Linked DNA regions of Homo sapiens: all the other regions are linked to region 1. Evidence: read pairs that join two places in POLR2A ChIA-PET (ENCODE). Cell type or tissue: PC-3. All regions are shown on one strand.

Region 1 (8,000 bases):
TGTGCTTGGAATGTGCTCAGTGTGTTCAGGAACACAGAAAATAGACCCCTATCGTTTAAGAGGTGGAACCTAAGGCAAAGAATGGAAACCAAGAAAACCAGAGCCTTGTAGATGTCATAGGCTGAGGCTAAAAACCCCACTTTGTTTGTGTATTTTGGTCAAGATAGCCAAAGAAAGACAGCATAATAAAACCTACCATTGTTCTTGGTTTTATTGGCATTGTCAATAACTTGCAACATGAGTTGTGAAACATCATTTATTCACTTGATAAAATTTGTTGTGTACTTATTATGAACAAGATTGTGATTAAATGTCTGAAATGCAAAGCAAAATAGAATATGGCCCCTATACTTGCCCAATTCATAGGAGAGTAAGGGCACAAGGATATTCAGTGCCAGTATAATGGCTACAATATGATCATTAGAGATCATAAATATCCAATGATTCACATATTTATGATAAGTAATGATATAGATATTTCACAGTAAGAATGCTGTGAAAGCACTAAAGAGGAAGTCTTGGGTTATACAGAGGTTGCCTAGGGGCATCAGTAAGTGTTTAAAGGAATATTTGAATTGGATTTCGTAGAATGACTAAGAATTTGTCAGAAGAGACAAAGAATATTTTAGAGAGCGGAACAGTCGTGGCAAAGGCATGCAACCTCAGGGCTTAATCCTATCTCTGTTACTTAAAAGAGAGAATTATTCATCTTCCATTTATGGAAATGTAATTCTGACGACCAGGATTATCTGTTTGGCTGGGCATGGTTCAACAGAAAGGAACACCAAGATAATTAGAAATTCTGATAACATTGTCACTCTGAGGTCCATTATCTCAAAATTTACTTAATGTACTCAAAATGTTTTAACCCTAAACATAAGCCTAATCATTCTGCTTCATGTCACCAAACCTCTGGTTCAATAGGCAAATGTGCCTGATATTTCTCCTCTGGCCAGCCTCTAGTGATTTCTGCCCTGGGAGTATTGTTAGAAGAATCATTCCTTCATTGCTACAACTAACCATAGTCTGTGATCTCAGATTTGAGGTTCCTACTAACCATTAAAATTAAGTAAGCTTCTTTTAAAAGTATCATCATCATTACTATTTGCAATATGCCGAGAATTGTGCTAAGCTTTGAGCAGGAATAAAAAAAGTTTTCCCCCCAGGACCTTCACTAAAGGAACTGACAGTGTTACTAAGGAGACAATCCTCAAAATTATGAAATAATTGGGAAACAATTACGGCCCACAAATATTGACAGAGTAGTACATTCCCTCCAACGGATATAACACATATGCTGAGGACACACTAAATGAAATTCGATGAGAAATTCACTTCTCTACATTTTCAGTATCTTTTTTGAAATGCAAATATCCAGGAAACAGTAGACTTTCTGAGGAAATTCCTGAGATAAAAGGTTCAGATGAGTTCAGGGGAAAGGCTTGATTTTCAAGTTTCACATGGTTCTGGAAGAGGTGAGCATGAAGAGGCTACCCATGAAGGTACTGGTTGTGTTGTATGTCAGCATAAGAGGAGATATTAGAAAGAAGTAAGTAGACACCTGATACAAAGCATGCCTTGCTCAAAATTTTGCACTATATCATAATAAAATTTGCAACTATTTTTAAAAATCAAAAGAAGTTACCCTTTGGACAAATAACCAAAGTTACTTATGTATGGAATAAATATGCAGTTATTAGCCATCAGAATTTAAAGTATTTAATGACATGAGAACCCATTCATGATAAGTACGGAAAACTGCTAGAAAACCAATCATAATCCAAAGGAGGGAAAATGAGAGGGAAAAAAATATACCACAATGTTAATGGTGGTTGTTTCCCACAATATATGGGGTGTATTTCCCACCCTATTGCTTTTTTTAAAAAATTCTATGATGAATATGATTTACTCTAGTATTAATAACAAAATGTATTTAAATGGAAAACAAAATTCTCCCTGACATTAATTTTATGCAGGCTTCCATGGATTTTAGAGATAAACCATTATACCCAGTCACCACTGCTGTGTTGAAAGGTCAACATTGTTTAGGTTGCTTTACCCCAAGTCAATGCATTCCTGCTCCTGACTGCTCCCCTCACACGCCCTGGATGCTGCCTTTGACTCAAGGGAGATATGTGACTTGTCCTCTGTGGCCTCACTATCTAGCTTAGAATACACACTATGTTCAAGATGGAAAGGAATTTTGAAGACTCATGGTTTAAAGTGATATGACGAAATATTCTACAGGAAACGAAGGGTGGACAGAATGTTTCTGAGCCCACAAAACAGAGGAAGTTCAAAAAATGAGTTTCTTTTTTGTTCGAATCTATTATTTATTTTTCCTGGGTATGATATAAATCAGAGGACAGGAGACTCTCTAAAACACAAGATAAAAAAGATCTGGAGATCTGATGAAATTTACAATACTACAACTCTTTAAACATATTTTTAAATATAGGTATTTGAGATAGGGTCTCACACTTATCACCCAAGCTGGAATGCAGTAGCACAAATATGGCTGATTGCAGCCTCAACCTCTCAGCCTCAGGTGATCCTCCCACCTCAGCCTCCTGAGTAGTGAAGTACAGGCATGCACCACCACGCCTGGCTAATTTTTGTACTTCTTTTGGAGACAAGATCTCACTATGTTGCCCAGGCTGGTCTCAAGCAATCCACCCACCTTGGCCTCCCAAAATGCTAGGATTACAGGCATGAGCTACTGTACCCAGCAAAATATTTTCAATATCTAGTAGAAAAAAGTTATTTTATCTAACTTAAAATCACAGATAAAATAAATATGAAATGTAAAGGGGTATTTAATACACATGTTGAAGGAATGACCTAAAATTGTTTTGAGTGGTTTTTATAATTTTTAATATCTATTTCTCCATATATATAACACACACATACATGTATACATACACATATACACACAAACACATATATACATACACATATCTATAAATTTAACACATCCACATTACCAATCTTTCATCTCCTTTTATTTTTTATGTGACCAAATAAAGAACACCAGCACCTGCCTAAAAAATGACTTCAGAATCCCCCTGTAAACACAGACAGACAGGACCATCTAAGCCAAAGGCACACACATAGTTCCACCCCAAAGCCTGGCTGCCATTGGGTCCAATCTGACATTGCTGCCTGACTTCGTTTTGGCTTAGACACAGAATATAGTCAGAGTATTCAAAGGGTACTATGGTGTTGTGGCGTTGTGTACTGATAAGGTCCTGTCAGTATCAAGAGACTACAGTAACCTCAAACGAGTAGTGCCACTAAACTCGGATCCTCAACATTACTTAGCTTCTCTTCTGCTCTTGCAACAATTCCCAGTGCTGAGTTTCCAAAGAAACAGTGTGGTAGGGAAGCTGGCCACAAGGACCACCTGTTCTGATCATCATTAGAGTATGCTGTAGGGACCTTTCTCAGGTAAGAGGCCAACACAAGTTTAGCAAAATCAGGTGTGAAAACACTAACCATGGAAGTAAAATCCGTCCACCCCAGCCATGAAAGAAAATTTACAACTCCACAGAGAACACTTGACTGAGAAACCAAAACGTCTGAGGAAAGAAAACAAATGTGCCTACCTCTAAAGAACATTTCGCACAAATTTAAGGCAATTAAAACTTTTTGTTGAGTTTATAATAACTGTACAGCATCAAAATTCTACTGAGTGATTTATACTTCATCTCAAATCATGCAATGTTCCAGCACCTTCATTTTTTAAATCAAGAAATAAAACACCAATGTGAATTACATAGATTCTTTGGATTTTCAAATACATGCATTCTTTTCCACTTGACATTAGATTTTTCTTCAGAAATTGGAATTTGATCACTGAAGAGCAAGGAGTGATGAACATATTTTCTGCAACCACTCTAACCTCAATGTTACCATCTCCCCCATTCCACATTCACTGGTTTCTTAGTTGGGGCAACCTTAATCTAATTATTTGAGATTTGTGACCACTAGGGATAAGAAAAATGACATGAATTAAAGGGGCATGAAATGAGTTTTGGAAGAATCCATAAATGAGTCTAATGTCCTAAGGATTAAACAAGCGAGAGAGAAAAAAACTGCAACATGACATACGGTCTTTTAAAAGATGTATTTTTGTTTCTGTTTAAGGACTTTTTAATCTTTAAATTCCAAGCTTCTATCTACAAAATTCAGGACATTTACATGTCCTCTGCTTGCCTCTTATTTTGCAAGAATTTACCCTCTTTTTGCAAGATTATTACCCTCTTTCTTAAACCCCAAAATGAGAAAAGTTACTTTTATGTTTAATTTTTTGTACATTCTAGTATCTGTTGAGAAACAAAGCCATGACAAAAAGGAAAAACAGGAACCCCACATCTGACAACAATAAAAAAAATTTTAGTTTCAAATATCACTCAATTGGCTGACACATTTCTTTTTCCTATGGGCCAACAGCTGCATGACTCACTGATGTATGTTTTGCCTGCCTTAGCTCTGAGTGGGTTGATGTAAATAGGAAGTGATGAGGAAAATCAAATTGGAGCAAACACATTTTTTCAAGACTGTAACAGGAAGAGATAGGAAGCCCAGGAAGATACTTGATAGGTATTCAACTCTGTAGAAAGGAGGAAGTAGCATGTTGAAGCACTCGGCTAGTTATTTTGAGTTGAACGGAAATGGGATATAACAGAGAAAGGACGCAGATAGGATGCATTTTGTTGCATAGCAACACAGAGGCTAGAAGCTACTGTACATAACTGAGACCATCTGTCTGTATGAAAGACTGAGGAGAAATGGTTTAAAACAAAGAAGAGTGAGGTTAATACATTTGCAAAGAATAGATGAGGTTTCATATTCCATCTAAAAGGCAAATTTTGTGGTTATATAATAATACCTTAATATTTAAATGTGATTTCAAGGAGTTGTTTTTGTTTTGTTTTGTTTTTGTTTTTTATTAAGATGGAGTCTCATTCTGTCATCCAGGCTGGAATGCACTGATGCGATCTCGGCTCACTGCAACCTCTGCCTCCCAGGTTCAAGTGATGCTCCTGCCTCAGCTTCCTGAGTAGCTGGGATTACAGGCACCTGCCACCATGCCTGGCTAATTTTTTTTTTTTTTTTTTTTTTTTTAGTAGAGATAGGGTTTCATCATGTTAGCCAGGCTGGTCTCGAACTCCTGATCTCAGGTGACCCGCCCTCCTCGGCCTCCCAAAATGCTGGGATTACAGGCATGAGCCACCGCACCTGGCCAAGGAGTTGGTTTTAATACATGAAACATGATGCCTTGTGCTTCCATCTTGCCTTTGTACTACACTCCCTGCTTTGGTTCAGCCACTTGCCTGGAAATTTCCAGAAAGGTTAGCAGGTGGTTAGGTTGGTGAGGTGGGTAGTGTTTGTGAACTTTGAAAGACCCAATTCAGCCCTAAAAGTCAATGCCCAATAAAAATTGGTTATCTCAAAGACAAACCAATGGGGTGGGGGTGAGAGGTGGGGAGAGAAGCCCACCAAAGATAACGCCCACTTCTGTCCTGTGAGTTCCCCAAAAGACTTCCTGGGGAGTCACTTCTATCACAGACCCCTGACCGAATGGAAAGACAGGGAGCCACACACAAGAGTATTTCCGGCCGGGCACGATGGCTCACGCCTGTGATCCCAGCACTTTGGGAGGCCAAGGCAGGCAGATCACCTGAGGTCAGGAGTTTGAGACCAGCCTGGCCAACATGATAAAACCCTGACTCTACTAAAAATAACAAAAATTAGCAAGGCGTGATGGCACATGCCTGTAGTCCCAGCTACTTGAGAGGCTAAGGCAGGAGAACCACTTGAACCCAGGAGATGAAGATTGCAGTGAGCTGAGATCATGCCATTGCACTCTAGCCTGGGCAACAGTGATCTCAGTCTCAAAAAAAAAAAAAAAAAAAAAAAGGAAAAGAAAAGAAAAGGAAAAAAAAGAGTATTTATTTCTTAGGAAGCCCCTAGTACAAGTGGGGAAATGTGAGAAGTGGATAAGTTTACCCATTAGGGACAGGAAGTTCTCTCCAGAAATAATGTCTGATTTCCTGCTGCCAAAGGCTGTCAGCCCTGCTGCTCATTTTGCTTCTATAGAAATATGATAGCCTGTTTCCTTCCCTCTACTCCTGATACTCCCCAAACCTGCCCTTCTCCACACCATAGGCTATCAGCAACACTTTTCCAGAGACTGTGCCGCTGTCGCCTCCTCTTCCCTGGTTGACAGACCCATCCTTGCTTCTCTCCCAAAGTGGGGCACAACAGAGGGGACAAAGAATCCATGTAGTCACCCACCAGTGGCATTCTTTCAGGAGAAATCGTGGTCTCTCCCAAAAAAGCATGCATCTGCTTCATAGAAACCTTCACTTTGGCATTACACAAAGCAGAATGCCACCCCAGCAATATTCTAGTTGGAGGAGGTCTTTATACAATACCCATGGGGCAGAAAACCTCAAGGAGAATGCCAAGAATTAAAAAGAACATGAGCCAACACTGCCCTGGGAGAGGATGAGATGTAGGAGTGAATATTAGCCTATTTCCCACTGTTATCCTTTTTGGGGTAATGTTTTTATGTGCAGTATTTTTTGAGTATTAACTTCTTGCACAGTGATGTTATAGATACACAGCACATATAAGAACATGGACTTCAGTCAAAATACTGGGTTCCATGTCACACACCCCTCTTTGCCAGCCTGATGGCCTTTTGGTTTTCTCGTCTGTAAAATGGGCATAATTACACCAAATACATCATGGGTTGGGAAGGATTCAGAAAGACAATTCACACAAAGCATATGCATAGTAAGCATATGCATACACAGTAAACCCTCATTAAATATCACCAATGAGCATTCTGGCAAACCAATTTTGTCAGATAAAGTTAAGAATTTATCCATAAGTTAAGATCTTGGCCAGGCATGGTGGTTCACACCTGTAATCCCAGCATTTTGGGAGGCCAAGGTGGGTTGCTGACTTGAGCTCAGGAGTTTAAGACAAGCCTGGGTAACATAGTAAGACCCTCTCTCTACAAAAAATAGCTGGGTGTGGTGACTCACGCCTGTAGTCCCAGCTACTCAGAGGCTGAGGTGGGAGGATCATTTGAGCCCAGGAGGCAGAGATTGCAGTGAGCCAAGATCTTGCCACTGCATTCCAGCCTGAGTGCTACAGTGGAACCCGGTCTCAAGAAGAAAACAAAAGATCTTAATCCATATACAATAACTAAGTCTAAAATGATGCATAATATTTGAAAATCTCTGCAGAAAAAGAAATGTGAAAAATAATTTTCCACATTGAAATATTAAAAAATCAAGATTACATGGCTCGTGCTATTTTTTTAAATGTGCTATTTTTTAGTGTGTATATTAATTAGTAACTCTGCATACACATTGAAAATTGAGCTTCAATTTTTGCTATATTAATCAAAAGTTGATTTATTATAATCAGGCATTTCTTTTGATATGCATGCTAACCCAGAAGAATCTGGATCAAGATTCCTTATAGCATATTAAGTTTTAAGCAATGGAATAATTTTTGAGTTTTAGTCCTAAATTTCTTAAACCTTAAATATATCAGCAATTTCTCAAACTCATGTGTATAGCCTCTTATTTTTACTTAACATAGCTTACATTTACTTGTTATAAAGCTCTCATGAAATGAGACAGGCAACTGAGATACATGTACTCCAGGAGTAGCCACAGCAGAATGGCCAGGTCCCTATGCCTACAGTGCACTAGGAAACCGAGGCATGGTGTGGCTTAATGTTACAAGCACTTTTATCTCCTGCAGAGTAAGATAATGTAAAAAGCCAGGTACTGGGAGTCCAGAGACCAAGTTCAAACACCAGCTCCATCACCTCTAGCTGAGATACACTGGGCCCTCTGCTTAACCTCTCAGAGCCTTGGTTTCCTAATTTTTTATGGTATAAAGAATACTACTTTGTAGTATAGAATTTTTTAAATAAAATTAAATGGGAATATGAAAGTACCTAGCACAAAGGA
Region 2 (8,000 bases), 77 kb before region 1:
CCCAGCATTTTGGGAGGCCAAAGCAGGCAGATCACCTGAGGTCAGGAGTTCAAGACCAGCCTGGACAACATGGCAAAACCCCGTCTCTATTAAAAATACAAAAATTAGCCGGGCGTGGTGGTGCACGCCTGTAATCCCAGCTACTTGGGAGACTGAGGCAGGAGAATCGCTTGAACCCAGGAGGCAGAGGTTGCAGTGAGCCGAGATCATGCCACTGCACTCCAGCCTGGTGACAGTGAGACTCCGTCTCAAAAAAAAAAAAAGAAAAGAAACAGAGCTAGGGAGGTGCCAACACAAAAGCTAACCCGCCCATTTCTTCACAGGACATGTTGGTCCTCTTGAAGTGAGGTCTGAGGTCATTTGTGGGGCATCAGAGAGGATGAACGCATGGCTGATTTTATGAGGCTTGCTGAGAGATAAGGCGCAGACTGCAGCTTTAACTGCTACAAGGTCAAACACTTGACCAAAAATGAAAACAAAAATGAAGGAAGCAGAATGTTGCAAATGACAGAAAGGAGAGAAAACAAAAAGACAATCTCTTAAAATACTATGTAAAAGATGCACTGAAAAATAATTGTACTAAGGTAGCTGTATGAATCTCTCTATGGTTTCTGTTCTGTGTTTTTATGATCAGCTCAAGTAACTAAGTACATATGGCATGTTTGTAAGTAAAGCAGTCAATGAAGTTGGTTACACCTCTGCATTTATTACCATGCCCCTGAGTATTATTAACTTTTACACTCCCCATAAAATATAATTTATCACTTAAATAATTTGCTTTGTGTCAGGGTTCAGTGTGCTCCAGTGCCTTCCTGCTCATTAAATGAGATATTTTTACTTAATGAGCCAAGGATGTCCTTTGTATTTAACATTTGAATTGATTTCTAACACTTCACTCTTATAATAGTTTGGTGTGTAATTCCAAAAAATATGGGTTTTATTTCACAATGTCAAAGAAAAACAGTTGAGATTGTTAGATACATGTGGCATTTTAAGTGATAAGAAATGGTTTTATCCCTAACTAACCATAAAGATGGAGCGAACAAAAATCATGAAAGTATGCCACCATAAAATAATTATTTCTTTGCACTAGGAAGCAAATAACGGAATTTGGGAACTGACATATCTATTGATTGTTCAAAACAAAAGTTCAACTCTAAGCTACTCTGAAAAAAAGTTGTGATCTAATGCAAAAATACAAAGTCAACGCTGCCATGGTTAGCTGAACGTCTTGGGATTTTTTCAACATGTATAACCACTAGCTTCTGGGTCAGCAGTATGCACTTGATGAAAATGACTGGCTGTTTGGAACTTTCTTTCCATTTAACAAACCAAAGCTTAAGAATTGAAATCCCATATTTTCTAAATTATTTTTCAATCCTTTGGTATTCTAAACAGTTGAAGATACTTACTGTCACCAGACAGGGAAAGAGAGGAGAAACCAGGCCCAGAAACGGGGAATAAAGATATCTTTGAGCTGGCCCAAGTGGCTCATGCCTATAATCCCAGCACTTTGGGAGGCCAAGGTGGGCAGATCACTTGAGGTCAGGAGTTCGAGACCAGCCTGGCCAACATAGTGAAACCTTGTCTCCACTAAAAATACAAAAATTAGCTGGGCATGGTGGTGCATGCCTATAGTCCTAGCTACTTGGGAGGCTGAGACAGGAGAATCACTTGAACCCAGGAGGCAGAGGGTGCAGTGAGCCGAGATCACACAATCCAGCCTGGGCGACAGAATGAGACTCTGTCTCAAAAAAAACAAAAAATAAAAAACAAAAAAAAACACATATCTTTGATATGAAAACTACAGGCAAAAATGTTATATTAATCCAAATTATTCATAATTCATAATGTATGCATATATGTGTATACATGTATGTGCATATATCCTAATGTAAAGCTTCTATTTTGGATAACAGCACACTGGATTGATCATTTATTAAGCATTTTTTTATTCTGCTTCAAATATGTATAAACAAGCATATCATTATATTACAATATAAAATCATTAAGAAAAGCAGGATTTAAAAGATTTGGGAATAAAACAGTTGAATGCTTATTCTGGTTTTATATACTCTAGAGAATTTGAGTACTTTTCCCTCGCTTCTTATTCAGAATTGTCTCCTATTCTATATCCCCTGCTTATTCTTCCAGATCCATGAAAATAGACCATAATTTCAATCGTCTGTGATGACAAAGGAACTAGACCAATAATTTCCATGGTTGAATAAGCTTAGAAACTAATGCCTAGTATAGTCTCCGCTTATAGTTTCACAATGCACATTTGCATTTTTAAAACTATGGAAAATTCTACAAAAAGAAAACTTGTTTATCCCAGGGTTTCCCACATGTATATGACTACAGAAACGTTTACTTCAGTAACACCTTTGGATACCCATTAACACTACGGTTTTTTCAAAAGGAATTTCAGAAATGGTTTAACAATTAAATAAATTTAATTAAATAACCAATTGAGTGAGGGTATTTGAGTGATGATTGAGTGAGGGTGTTTATATTTTAGAAAATACCTCTTTCTAGCCAGGCCACAGTGGCTCATGCCTGTAATCCCAGCACTTTGAGAAGCTGAGGCAGGAGGACTGCTTGAGGCCTGGAGCTCAAGAGAAATGAACAAAGTATTAATAAATTGAATGGTACATTTGAGTTAGAGAAAAGTTTAAATTAAGAAATAGTTCAATAATGCACATTTAGTATTTGGAAGAAACTAGTTTGTGTATTTGGGATTCATGCCCTGGAGGATCTAACTTTAATAAATGAAATCGTAATTATTTTAAATTAATTAAAATAAATCATTTTCAATGAATTTATCATTAATACTATTATTCATTTTTTAAAAATTGCCCCAAGTACTAATGTAGTATTAATTCCAAAATAAACATAATTAAAAATAATAAAAATTTAGTAAATTCTCATAACTGGTTCAAAATACGTGTTGAAGAAAAACAGCATTTTTACATACATTGATTTTTTTTAATTGATTCTCCAAGCATAGCTACATTTTTAAAAAAGAAAAAAAAAATGACTCACACACCCTGGATTCCTTTGATTGTTGAACCACTTTTCTAATATAAACAGAAGCAGTGAGTAACACTCTAAATGGTATACAGCAATGTTGTTCTACAAAATGAAGATTAATACCAAAATAACCTTTCAGTTACCTTATATATTTGAATTTCAATTCTGTCAAATAATCAAAACTTTTTCCTTTCATTGTAATATGTATATAATCCTTAAAATGTACTTGCATTTTAGTTTTATGTCTAGAAAAATCTCTATAAATGGATGTCATTAGAAAAGCTCATACGCTGTGATATGCCCATGCCCACAAAAGCAGCCTTATTTCTTTTCACCCCTTAATCCATTTGTCCTCCAGCAAAACCAACAATCTCCCAGGAAGATTTCCTTGAGACTTCTGCTCCAAACTGGTTTAGACACCTGACCTCTAACTCTCAGTGATATCTCATGCCTACCTCTTTTACTTCCACATTTTATCATAATTATCTGTTTATCTGTTCATCTGTGGAAACTCAAAAGTTGAACAAACAAGTGATTTAAAAGTTGGCCAATTATTAAAAAGTCAAAAAACAATAGATGTTGGCATGGATGTGGTGAAAAAGGAAAACTTATACACTACTGGTGGGAATGTAAATTAGTATAACCTCTATGGAAACAGTATGGGGATTTCTCAAAGAACTCAAAGTAGATCTACCATTTGATCCAGCGATCCCACTACTGGTTATCTACCCAAAGGAAAAGAAACCATTATATCAAAAAGACACCTGTACACGTATTTTATCATAGCACAATTCATAATTGCAAAGATATGGAGCCAAACTAAGTGTCCATCAACCGATGACAACATAAAGAAAATGTGGTATATAGACACCCTGGAATACTACTCAGCCATAAAAAAGAATGCAATGTTGTCTTTTGCAGCAACCTGGATGGAGCTGGAGGACATTATTCTAAGTGAAGTAATTCAGGTATGGAAAACCAAATACCATATGTTCTCACTTATAAGTGGGAGCTGAAATATGGGTTCACAAAGGCATACAGAGTGGTATGATGGATGTTGGAGACTGAGAAGAGGGGGGGATGTGAGGGATAAAAAACTACATATTGGGCACAATGTACACTTCTCGTGTGATGGGTGAACTAAAATCTCAGACTTCATCACTATACAATTCATCCATGTAACCAAAAACCACTTGTACCTCTAAAGGTATTGAAACTAAAAACAAAATTTTAAAGATGGCAAACTCCTAAAAGTGAAATTATCATGTAATACTTATAAGATAATCAAAGGAATTAAGTGACGATGATGTTTTAATAAACACGATGTCCTGCTGGGAAGAACGTGGAGAGTGTTATTGCTTCTCTGAAGGATTTTGCCTTTTTTTTTTTAATTAAGTAAATTCTATACCCATTTTTTCCAGAATTTTTTTTTTTAGTTTTACTTTAAGTCAATGATATGAATTAGATAGAATTCTAAGTAAATGCTATACCCATTTTTTCCAGAATGGTTTTTGTTTAGTTTTACTTTAAGTCAATGACATGAATTAGATAAAATTCTCAAGCTTTCATTAAGACTTTAAGAGGCTACCACCTGCCTCCATGGCATTTAGCATTTCACAGACTTCCTTGCATTACCGTAACAAAATGTTCTCATGAGGAAGCAGCTAGTGCTGATTTATATTCTCTACCCTTTCTTTAAAATTGAGACCCCATATGATACTCTTCACTGACCCCAGATCTTCTTGCACTAGTCCTTGTGAGAATGCCCAGCATATTCAGTATCTTGAGCTGAAAAAAGAAAAATCTCTACAAACTTGCTTGGTTAAGAGAGTGTAGGCCCTTGGAGAGTAGAGCCCAAGAAAGTAGAACATATCTGATAATCTTTCTCAGTGCTAGAGTTCCCTCCTTTCTTTTTCCACCATAAGCCCTCATTTCAGCAGATCCAAAAAAAAAAAAAGATTTTTGGAATCACAGGCCTCCTTCCATTATAACCATCATCAGCTTTGATATTACCAGATACTTCCTCTAGTATTTTATTAAAAAATACTGAGTCTCTGTGATATCTCTTATTTCATGACAACGTAGTTTGCAATTTGCCTAGTCTCACACCTGGGAAGAAGCAAGGGCATTTTATTGTATCAGAGCAAACATTCATGTAAAAAGCAGGAGAAAAAAGACCTTTCACTTTTAACCATGAACAAGTTCTCACCCTCCCTGTGCATCTAGTTTTCAGGTGAAGATGAGTTGACCGAAGTGCATGTGGCTGATCCAGCTGTTGCACCCTCCATCCAGTATAACTTTTGTGCCGTTGCCTTTGGTGCAACCCCTTGACATGAAACCACAGTTCTTCCAATAAGCAGAGTGAATGTGAACACATGTTGGCAGAACTGTGCCATTTACAAAGGAAGTGGTGAGATATTACTGAGGAAAAGCTAGACAATGCTGCACCAGCAATCTGATCCCGCTCATTCTTTCTCCAAAATGTAGTTTCCAACTCTGCAGGAGTAGTGGCTGTGAAATACATGGGAAAGAGTTTGAAAAGTATGTATCCCACATTTCACAGCACTTTCCAGGATTTTACATTTCAGTATAGACAAAAGTAAGTGTATAATGCTTGTAAATAAAATTTACAAACCAAACAGAATTTTGCCAAACAAGAAAGTTGTTTCCCTTACAACAGCCCAACTTGTGATTTCATTAACAAAACTGATATGTTAGTTCAAATCAAATATCTCATATCATTAAACCATCCACAAGCAAATTTGTTTTACATTAACAGTTGAGTAACCCTGCAGAGAGTGCAAGTTCAGGGGAACAGAAAGTGAAAATATAGTCTTACCAGCATGATTTAAATTAATTAAACAAGCATTAGTACCTTCAAGCAGTTACACACTATTACTTTAAGTCTTTGGTGGGGAAAGCTATGATTTACATGTTCAATCATTTTAATACTTTCTATGAACCAGATGTTACAGTAGCTTTGTTAGCTGATGCCATAAACAAAAGATACAGTTGAAAACACATGCTATAATAATTAAAATGTTATTATGCTGACACCATCTTTCTTCTAGGATCTTGTAACATCTGTATTGACTGTGATAAGCATTGATTATCTGGAATGATGTAAAATATTTGGGGAGTTAATAACAATCAGGAATTCAGTACATGCTAAGACAGCAAAGATAAATCACAGGAAATACAGATCAAAGCAGGTTTGTGAATAAGCTTGTTTTTATAGTTAATGACTCACTATAAAGTACATATACACATTTCTTTTCTCCAATGAGATGCACAAGGAAATGCCATAAAGAAACATCCCGTCCTGTGTAGCATTTCTGTACATCTGTCGAATTTCCATATGTAGAGAGGAGGATGTCAACACACAGCACTACAAAGACTGAATTGATCCAATCCATCAAGTACTTAACATGCACTTTTAAAATCATTAAAAAGTTCTTTGAATTATTAAGACCTATTTCAAAAGAAAAAAAAAAGCCCACAACTTATAAATCTTGCATTTCCTGGGAGGTTAATTTAAGGATGCTAGGGTCAGCAGTTATCCAGTTCTAGCAAAGATTCTGAAATTTCCCTTCAAATATGGCCTGATAGTGAGTCATTTTCTTTTTTTCTTTTTTTAAAGAAAATCTCACCCAGCATCACCAAGTGGATGCCTTACCCTCTTTGAGAACCTTATTTGAAGAATAAATTGCTCAAGGCACTAAACTGGGGCTCTTTTCAGTTTATCAAAATAGACACAGAAATAACTGACAGTCTGTGATCTATTTCTCACGTATATACATATAGGTGCACAGAAGCTTTGTATAATATAGAGTAAACCCTTCAACGTAATCTAAAAGCTCATCACCATCAGCCTCCCACCTTCTCTCTAGCCTCACCTATCACCACTGACTATCTTTCCCAGCTACTTCCAATCTCCTTCCTGCTGCACTTCACCATAGCCCTTATAACCACAACATACTTCCCTCTCCTGCCTGCCTATTTAACTGCCCCTGGGTCCATTCCCAACATGATTTAGTCTTCATATCCCCTGGAAAGTCTTGTGTGATGCCCTCCACTTTGGGTCAAGTGCATTTTTAAGGTGTGCTCCCACAGAACCTTATACTTACATCTTCCAAAATATTTATCACATTGTATCAAAATGGCCATTTGTCTCGTCTGTTTCCCCACAAGTCTATGAGGTCTTTGAAAGCAGGGGCCACATTTTATACATCTTTGTATTTTCAGGAAAAGTATACAGCATCTACTAAATACATGCTCAGTGAATGGAAAAATAAGTCAATGCCACATTCACCCACATCGTATAATTTGACTCTGAGAAAGATCCTATCAGAGATGTCTTACATCCAGAATACAATGAGGAATTATTCTAAGCATGTTCTAGGGATGCAGAGTATCCTAGACTGGTTCCAACACTTTAGAGAGGATTTGGATCCTGTGAGTTCTCAGAACAAAATGAGAAGAAGCCAAGAGGAAAACTAAAATCCGTCTAGATTTGTACCCTAGAACAAACCTAAATAGGTAGTCAATATGATAACCAATATTTTCCAAATAACATAAACTAGTAAAATGCTTCCCAAACCTGGCTGATTCCACTCCTGAGTGGTTACTGTAGAGATGGGGATTGGAGGGAGAGGACAGAAAAAAGGGAGTAGAGGAGGGTGGGGGAAGACACATGTCCATGGTAAGACAGATAATAGAATGTCCATAGCTGCTTTATTTATAATAGCCAAACATTGGAAACATCTCAAGTGCTCCTCAACAGGTAAATAGCTAAACATTTTGTGGTATATTTATAAAATTAAATACTATTCAGCAATCAAAAGAAAGAAACTACTGATGCACACTACATGGGCAAATCTCAAAAACATGATGCTGGGTGAAAGAAGCCTTACTCAAGAGTACATATTGTGTGATTTTATTTCTATGCAGATCAGAATAGGCAAAAC
Region 3 (8,000 bases), 130 kb before region 1:
CCTGAGTTAACTCCAATTGGGGAGTAACATTTGGCCTTTCACACTATAGTTGCTAATGAACAACTCACTCCAGATATATTGGGAAACTCAAAGAAGTCACGTTATGTAGTCAGTAAGTTGCCTTTGTCAATGAATAATTCTATAAGCACTGCAGACAACAATACAAAATGGCTTAGATATTAACCTAGAATTCACCTGACTCAGCATAATCAGTGTAGCTTTTGAAAGGGAGAAATTGCTTTTACAAGCTCTATTACATTGAGAAAATTAGTCTTAGGGGCTTTCTTCACTCTATCCTAAGCCAATCTTACTCTCTTATTTTCCCTTTTCTTTACTGCCCTGCTTTCTGTTCAGCCACTATCCAGGCCTATCTCCATGAATAGCAAAGCACTAAATTGGCAGAGAACAATGAACATACTTTGTAGGCCAAGCAAACTAGGAAATAACCTTACTCATTAAGTAAAAGCGCTACCTTTCCTCCTTGGAGAAAACTGTGCCATGACTCTATTATTCCAGCCTGCATTTCTAGAAAATATCTAAATCTAAAGCAATGTTCCTTCTCTGTGAGTTCTATGAATAAAAATATTTATTCTTTTTTTATACTATGACTAAAGAGTCTATGAGTTCAGTTTCAAATCACCTAGAATGTTCAGTGTTTTATACTGCATGAGAGGAGAATTTATTTAATATGTTTACAGCTGGGTAATAGTGTACAGCATAGGATGGAAATAGGAAATTTTATCCTATGCTTTTAGACAAGCACTTTGAAGCCAGAATCCATTCATTCAAGCACCGTAAAATGATAAACCCAATATATCAATGCATCTTAGAGATGGACAGTGGGAGCTCCATATCCTGGGAGTATCCTCAGCTCCTGGAGAGATTCAGATGTGTTCCCATCTGCAGCCAACTTTCAAATACCTGGGGCAGACATCTAAGCCACTTTATTTATTAAGGTGTAACTGACCTGGACTAAGGAACCAAAATAGGCTTCCCTGAAGAAGTGATAGTCACGATGTCAACAATGAGTAGGAGTTAAAAGTAAAAGATGACAAAGGAGTGGTGGGGATTTCCAGATACAGAGAACAAGATCTGCAAAAGTCCTGTAGTGAGCAGGAACATGGCACATTCTTAGAGTCTGAGAGGAAGCCGGACCACAAAGAAGAAAAGTGAAAGTTTCAAGAAGATACTACAGATACAGATAGTGGCCAATGCATGGCTTTGCTGGCCATCTGCTCCCTGGGAATGAGGACACACTTGACTTATATCTTGTCTCTCCCTTATCATTGTGTTCCTTTGGACTTAGCAGCCCAGCCATGAGCTGTTTTCATCGTAAATGATTAGAAATTCCAAAGATCACTGCAGTAGTATTTGCCTTAGGTACCAAATGTGACAGCTGAGGCTAAAAGGTGCTGGGCATCTGTATCCAGAAAAGCTGCTGGATGCCTCCAACTAATCACTGGACTTTAGTGCCATCTAAGAAGGCAAATCAGACACCAACTAATAGGGAATAAGATTTCTGAGCTATTGGCTTATGTTTTTTCCCCAGCAGTTTTTCTTTTACCTCCAAGCAGTTTGGGCTCTGTGCTCTTTGCCTCAGGGAAGGGATATGACAAGCAGGAGAAAAAAATAAAACCTAGGAAGGAATATGCCTTCTAAATATATATATCTTTAGGGAGACCTAAAGAACTAGATTTAGGCTAGTTAAATTTAATTTTAAGTAAATTAACTTGGATAAATTTTAAAATGTGGTCCTCAGCCACACCAGCCACATTCCAAGTGTTCAATAGTCACTTGTGGCTATTGGCTACTTGTATCGATCAGCACAGATATAGAACACCTTCATCATCATACATGCTATACTGGACAGTGCTGGCCTACAGCAGAGACAAAATATTTGTGAGAAGCAGAGAGGCAAGAGGAAGACTTCTCTTCCAATAAACTATCAACTTGTATCTTTAAGATAGCAGGAAAAAGACATTTATGCTCCCTTCTCTCAGCAATCATCTTAAAACAATACCAAAAATGAGAAACTGAAATGTAAATTCCATCATTGGTAAAACTATGAGCTGCCATATCCCCAAACCACAATACATGAGGAAAGTCAGCAAGGATCTATCATGTATGTGGGAAGACACCAAGAGAAGATATCTGTGGCTGCAGATGTCAAAGAAAGCCTATAGAACCTAGTGCTCAAAGTAGGTGATCTAAGCTGAAGGGTTAATCCAATAAGCCCTGTCTTTGAATGAGAATTTGGGGGGACTGGTATAGAGAACCTCTTAGGATCAATTTGGCAATGCGAAGAAGCTGAGAGTGTGGAGCTGAACAAGGAACACATAGATGCTTTTCTTTGCTGAAGGGCACCTGCCACTAGATAGGGTATGAGGTGAGGTACTCTTTATAGAGAGCCTCCATGTAAGTGTAGATCTCCTTCAATGGTGGGGAAATCAGTTTAAGAACTCACTCAACCACATACACTTGTGCCATAAGAAACTTTCTTAAGAACCACGGAGAGTACTACTAGCTTAGGACACTGCCCCAGAACGTTCCCCACAAATCTAAAAAGAGTTGGATCAGGAAGAATTATTTTCATTTAAAGATTAATGATAAGAATGGGACAGGCAAAGATCTGTCTTTGTCCTTTCAGCCTGCTATAACAAAAATATCTTAGACTGGTAATGTACAAACAACAGAATTTATTGCTCACAGTTCTGGAGTGTGAAAAGTCCAAGATGAAGGCATTGGTGGATTCAGTGTCTGGTGAGGGCTCACTCACTGCTCGAATGATGGCTCTCTTCAGCCTTTTTTTATAAGGGTATTAATCCCATTTATCAGGGTGGAGCCCCCTTGACTTAATCACTTCCCAAAGGCCCTCCCTGTTAATACTATCACACTAGGTATTAGGTTCCAACATATGAATTTTGGGAGGGACACCAACATTCAGACCATAGTAATATCTCCACACAGATAATACAAGAAAAAAAAAGGTAAAAAAGGAGCAGAAAAAATAAATAGTGAAGAAAGAAAATACATCAGAAAAATGTTGCCATGTCACAGATGAAAATTGAGACCCAATGTATTTCTATTCACTAAGAACAAAAGAAAAAAAATACTTCTGGAAAACAAGAACTAAAGCAGGGTTCAGAAAAGACACATAGAGAAGACGAAAGATGAGCACTTAGAGCACTCAGGAAAAATTGGAAGGAAAACATTCATCACGTAAATGAAAGTCATGATGGAAACAAAAGGTAGAAGAATATGCACCGCATAGAACACGGTAGGGGTAGTGGGGTACCAAATGTTTTTTTTGAGATGGAGTCTTGCTGTCGCCCAGGCTGGAGTGCAGTGGCACGATCTTGGCTCACTGCAACCTCCTCCTCCTGGGTTCAAGCAATTCTCCTGGCTCAGCCTCCCAAGTAGCTGGGACCACAGGCATGCACCACCATGCCCAGCTAATTTTTCATTTTTAGTAGAGATGGGGTTTCGCCACGTTGGCCAGGCTGATCTCGAACTCCCGACCTCAGGTGATCCGCCTGCCTCAGCCTCCCAAAGTGCTGGGTGAGCCACCATACCTGGCCACCAAATATTCCTTAAGTGTGCAAAATCAGATGGAAATAAAGACATCATTTTTAAAAAATGGAGAGAAACAATCACTATGAGAGACAGAAGAGATAAATTATACATAATTAGTGTTACCAATAGAGAATAAAACAAACAGAAAAAGATACAAAAAATAGAATTTGAGGAAAAATTTCTATGCTCAGGAAAATTATTAGTCAGAATTATTAATATTAATTATTGTTTATTAATAATTATTTTATTTATTAAAACAAATGAAAGATATTAAGTGACTTTTTTTTTTGAGAAAGAGTCTCTCTCCATCGCCCAGGCTGGAGTGTATTGGCACAACATCAGCTCACTGCAACCTCCACCTCCCGGATTCAAGCAATTCTCCTACCTCAGCCTCTTGAGTGGGGTTACAGGTGTACATCACCATGCCCAGCTAATTTTTGCAGTTTCAGTAGAGATGGGGTTTCACCATGTTGGCCCAGCTGGTCTCGAACTCCTGACCACAAGTGAACTGCCCTCCTTAATGCATGTACAGTGTAGCAGATACTGTCGTGTCCCCTCTCATGTTCCTTGGGCCTCTCAGTGTTTTCTGACTTCCAACTGCCAGTGCCTGTCACATCTTCATGCCTGATGGCATCCCTCCGACACTGGAAGGCTGCTCTGCTCATGCACAAGACAGGCCTAAAGTGCCAGGGAATTCACATTAATTATTAATAAAATATTGTATTATATATTAATAGTGCTTAATGGAGCCAAATTAATCACCTCCCAAAGGCCCTACCTCTTACTACTATCACACTAGGTATTAGGTTCCAACATATGAATTTTGAGAAGGATACAAACATGGTGACCATCGTTAATAATAATGTACTGTATTCTTAAAAATTGCTGAGACAGTAGATTTTTTTAAGCATTCTCACCATAAAATAAATAATAAGCATGTGAGGTTACATATGTTAATTAGCTTAATTTAACCATCCCACAATGAATACATATTTTAAAATGTCGTGTTGTATATCATAAATACACACTATTTTTATTTGTCAACTTAAAAAATAATTTTTCAAAGACTTATAAAGTAATAATATGAAGGCAGTGTGATATTAGAGCAAGGATAGCCAAAAAAAAAAAAAAAATGAAACAGACAAGAGAAACCAGAGACAGACTAACACATATGCTATAGCTGCTTAATTTATTATAAAATTAGCATTGCAGAGCAGCATGGAAAGAACGATGTCTTCAATTCATGGTGCTGGGTCAATTAGGTATTCTTATGGAAAACAATTAAAACTTGACAGCTAACTTAACAGCTAATCATATATTTTTAAAAAGTGATTTCAAATGGATTCCAGACATGAATATGAAGGGCAAAACATATATAAAACGAAATGTAGAATATTTTCAAGATGTTAGAGCAGAGAAATATTTATTTTAAATAGAACACAAAAATACCAGTATTAAAGAAAATTTAATAAATGACACCAATTAAATAAAGAACATTTATTCATTTAAAAAAAAACAGTAAAAGAGTGTAAAAACATGCCACAAAGTTGGAGAAGGTATTTATAACATGAATAACTTTTAAAAGTTCCTATCCAGAATATTTAAACAAATTTTATAAATTAATAAGAAAATAACAGACAACCTAATAGAAAAATTCTCCCCTCAAACCTCCACCAAAAAAAAAAAAAAAAACCCCTTGTCAGGTACTGCTCAAAAGAAAAAATATCCTACTGGTCAATTGACATGAAAACTTCAAAACTGATCACTGATTTGAGACTTAAAACAACAATAAGATAATACTACAGGTCCACCAGAATGGCTAAAATTAAAATGGCTGACAATACCAAGAGTTGAAGTAGAAGATACAGAGCAATAATTAATCTCATACTTTGTTTGTGGTACTTTGAAAACCAGCTTGGTTTTATTGAAAATATACTTACTTTATAATCAACAATTCCATTCCTAGCAGATTCCCTAAAATAAGAGTTAGCAAACTAAAGCCCTCAAGTCAAATCCAGTCTACAACCTGTTTTAGTAAATAAAGTTTTATTGGAACAGCCTTGCCTATTCCCTTAGGTATGGGTGCTTCTTCACAAATTTGGGTAGTTGTAACAAAAAAAGCCATAGGACCTGCAAAGTCTAAAATATTTACTCTCTGGGGCCCTCTACAGAAAAAGCTTGCCAACCCATGCCCTAAAGAAATGCATGTGCATATATATGCAACAGAAGATTGAGCAAACATGTCACTCAACATTTTTCTTAATAGCCCCAAACTAGAAGCAACTCCAGCATCCACTATCCAAGAGTAGAATGGATAAATAAATCGTGGGATACTCATGTAAATATTAGAATACTATACAGCAATAATAATGTACAAACTTCAGTTATTACTAACAATATATATGAGTAAATCACATAACAAAATTTAAACACAAAATAATTCATACTTTATGAGTCCATTTATAAAAAGTCCAAAGGCAGGTAACACTGAATCAGTTGTTGTTTTGTTTTGTCTATCCTTGCTCTAATACCACACTGCCTTCCTATGATTACTTTATAAGGCTTTGAAAAATTATTTTTACATTGACAAAAATGGCATATATTTATGGTATACATGACATTTTAAAATAAGTATTCATTGTGGGATGGTTAAATCAAACTAATTAACATATATATCAGTATTTAGGCATCCTCATTTAGTTGGCAAAGAAAAGCAAATAAGCAAGTACTATAAAAGTTGGAATCACTGGTTTCCTTTAGTGGAAAGGAATGTATTGGGATTAGGAAGGAACACGCAGGGAGCTTTAGAATGCTGGCAACTTTCTGATAATTGTTTGTTTTATAATTGTTTCAGCTGTTTACTTATAATATGTATTCTATACTGTTATGCAATTTTCAGAGGAAAATAAGGTTAAAAAAAAAGTGTGGAGACTTAATAAGCACTGTTCGGTGGGTGCCACTTGTCATTTATGAGCTTTACTCTGGAGTGATTTGCTGGTCCATTTTGGAGACACCCTGTTACGTAGGATCTTTAGGTCTTTCCTCTGGGGCTGCTCTGGTTCTCCAGCAAAGACTCTTCCAACCTCCTGCCTGAGGGGTGACACCTGGACTACTAGAATTCTGGGAGTTGAAAATGAACAGTTACCCAGCAGCAAAGGGCAGAAAAAGGCATCTTCGAATCTACTTCTTAAACAGTGTTCAGTAAATTCTTACTTTAGCTCTCTACGCCCTGTTATTTCCACCTTATACCCAGCACTGAGCATTTCTGAGCCTTTTGGGAATTCTACCTGTAACTGGGTCTGAGCTTCCATATTTTGAGTAAGATTTGGCTTCCTCTGGTGTAAGTCAGTTGTCCCTCATCTGTTTGCTTTGTAACATTCACACAGACTCTGCCTACTCTCATCCCTCCATCTTGTTGGTTATATTTTTTACAAATCTCTTTATTGTATTTTTCACTGAGGTTTCAAAAGAAATAAAATTAGATGCATGTATTCAATCTACCATCTTTCCACAGATGGAGTTTGATTTCTTAATCTCTAAAATGAACATCAAGGGCAATCAGGCAGGAGAAAGAAATAAAGGGTATTCAATTAGGAAAAGAGGAAGTCAAATTGTCCCTGTTTGCAGACGACATGATTGTATATTTAGAAAACCCCATTGTCTCAGCCCAAAATCTCCTTAAGCTGATAAGCAACTTCAGCGAAGTCTCAGGATACAAAATCAATGTGCAAAAATCACAAGCATTCCTATACACCAATAACAGACAAACAGAGAGCCAAATCATGAGTGAACTCCCATTCACAATTGCTTCAAAGAGAATAAAATACCTAGGAATCCAACTTACAAGGGATGTGAAGGACCTCTTCAAGGAGAACTACAAACCACTGCTCAATGAAATAAAAGAGGACACAAACAAATGGAAGAACATTCCATGCTCATGGATAGGAAGAATCAATACCGTGAAAATGGCCATACTGCCCAAGGTAATTTATAGATTCAATGCCATCCCCATCAAGCTACCAATGACTTTCTTCACAGAATTGGAAAAAACTACTTTAAAGTTCATATGGAACCGAAAAAGAGCCCGCATTGCTAAGACAATCCTAAGCCAAAAGAACAAAGCTGGAGGCATCATGCTACCTGACTTCAAACTATACTACAAGGCTACAGTAACCAAAACAGCATGGTACTGGTACCAAAACAGAGATCTAGACCAATGGAACAAAACAGAGCCCTCAGAAATAATACCACACATCTACAAGTATCTGATCTTTGACAAACCTGACAAAAACAAGAAATGGGGAAAGGATTCCCTATCTAATAAATGGTGCTGGGAAAACTGGCTAGCCATATGTAGAAAGCTGAAGCTGGATCCCTTCCTTACACCTTATACAAATATTAATTCGAGATGGATTAAAGACTTAAAT

Evidence for each region. Peaks named below come from ENCODE experiments on the same cell type or tissue, not always from the same donor. Only the 100,000 strongest peaks of a DNase experiment are listed, where the experiment ranks them.
Region 2: POLR2A ChIA-PET joins it to region 1 with 11 read pairs; 3 of 35 experiments call an interaction of 5 or more read pairs at or near these places.
Region 3: POLR2A ChIA-PET joins it to region 1 with 10 read pairs; 3 of 35 experiments call an interaction of 5 or more read pairs at or near these places.

The regions. Positions count from the first base shown.
Region 1 is chr1:199,855,152-199,863,151 of GRCh38, forward strand. No RefSeq gene overlaps it. Among named protein-coding and RNA genes, the nearest start is that of NR5A2, 170 kb to the right of the region's middle. RefSeq lists a silencer at 1,870-2,164. In PC-3, no CTCF peak of the experiment used is centred here; DNase peaks (open chromatin) are centred at 600 and 4,490; H3K27ac peaks cover 353 bases; H3K27me3 peaks cover 296 bases.
Region 2 is chr1:199,778,074-199,786,073 of GRCh38, forward strand. No RefSeq gene overlaps it. Among named protein-coding and RNA genes, the nearest start is that of NR5A2, 250 kb to the right of the region's middle. In PC-3, no CTCF peak of the experiment used is centred here; DNase peaks (open chromatin) are centred at 3,068 and 6,308.
Region 3 is chr1:199,724,080-199,732,079 of GRCh38, forward strand. No RefSeq gene overlaps it. Among named protein-coding and RNA genes, the nearest start is that of NR5A2, 300 kb to the right of the region's middle. In PC-3, no CTCF peak of the experiment used is centred here; no DNase peak of the experiment used is centred here.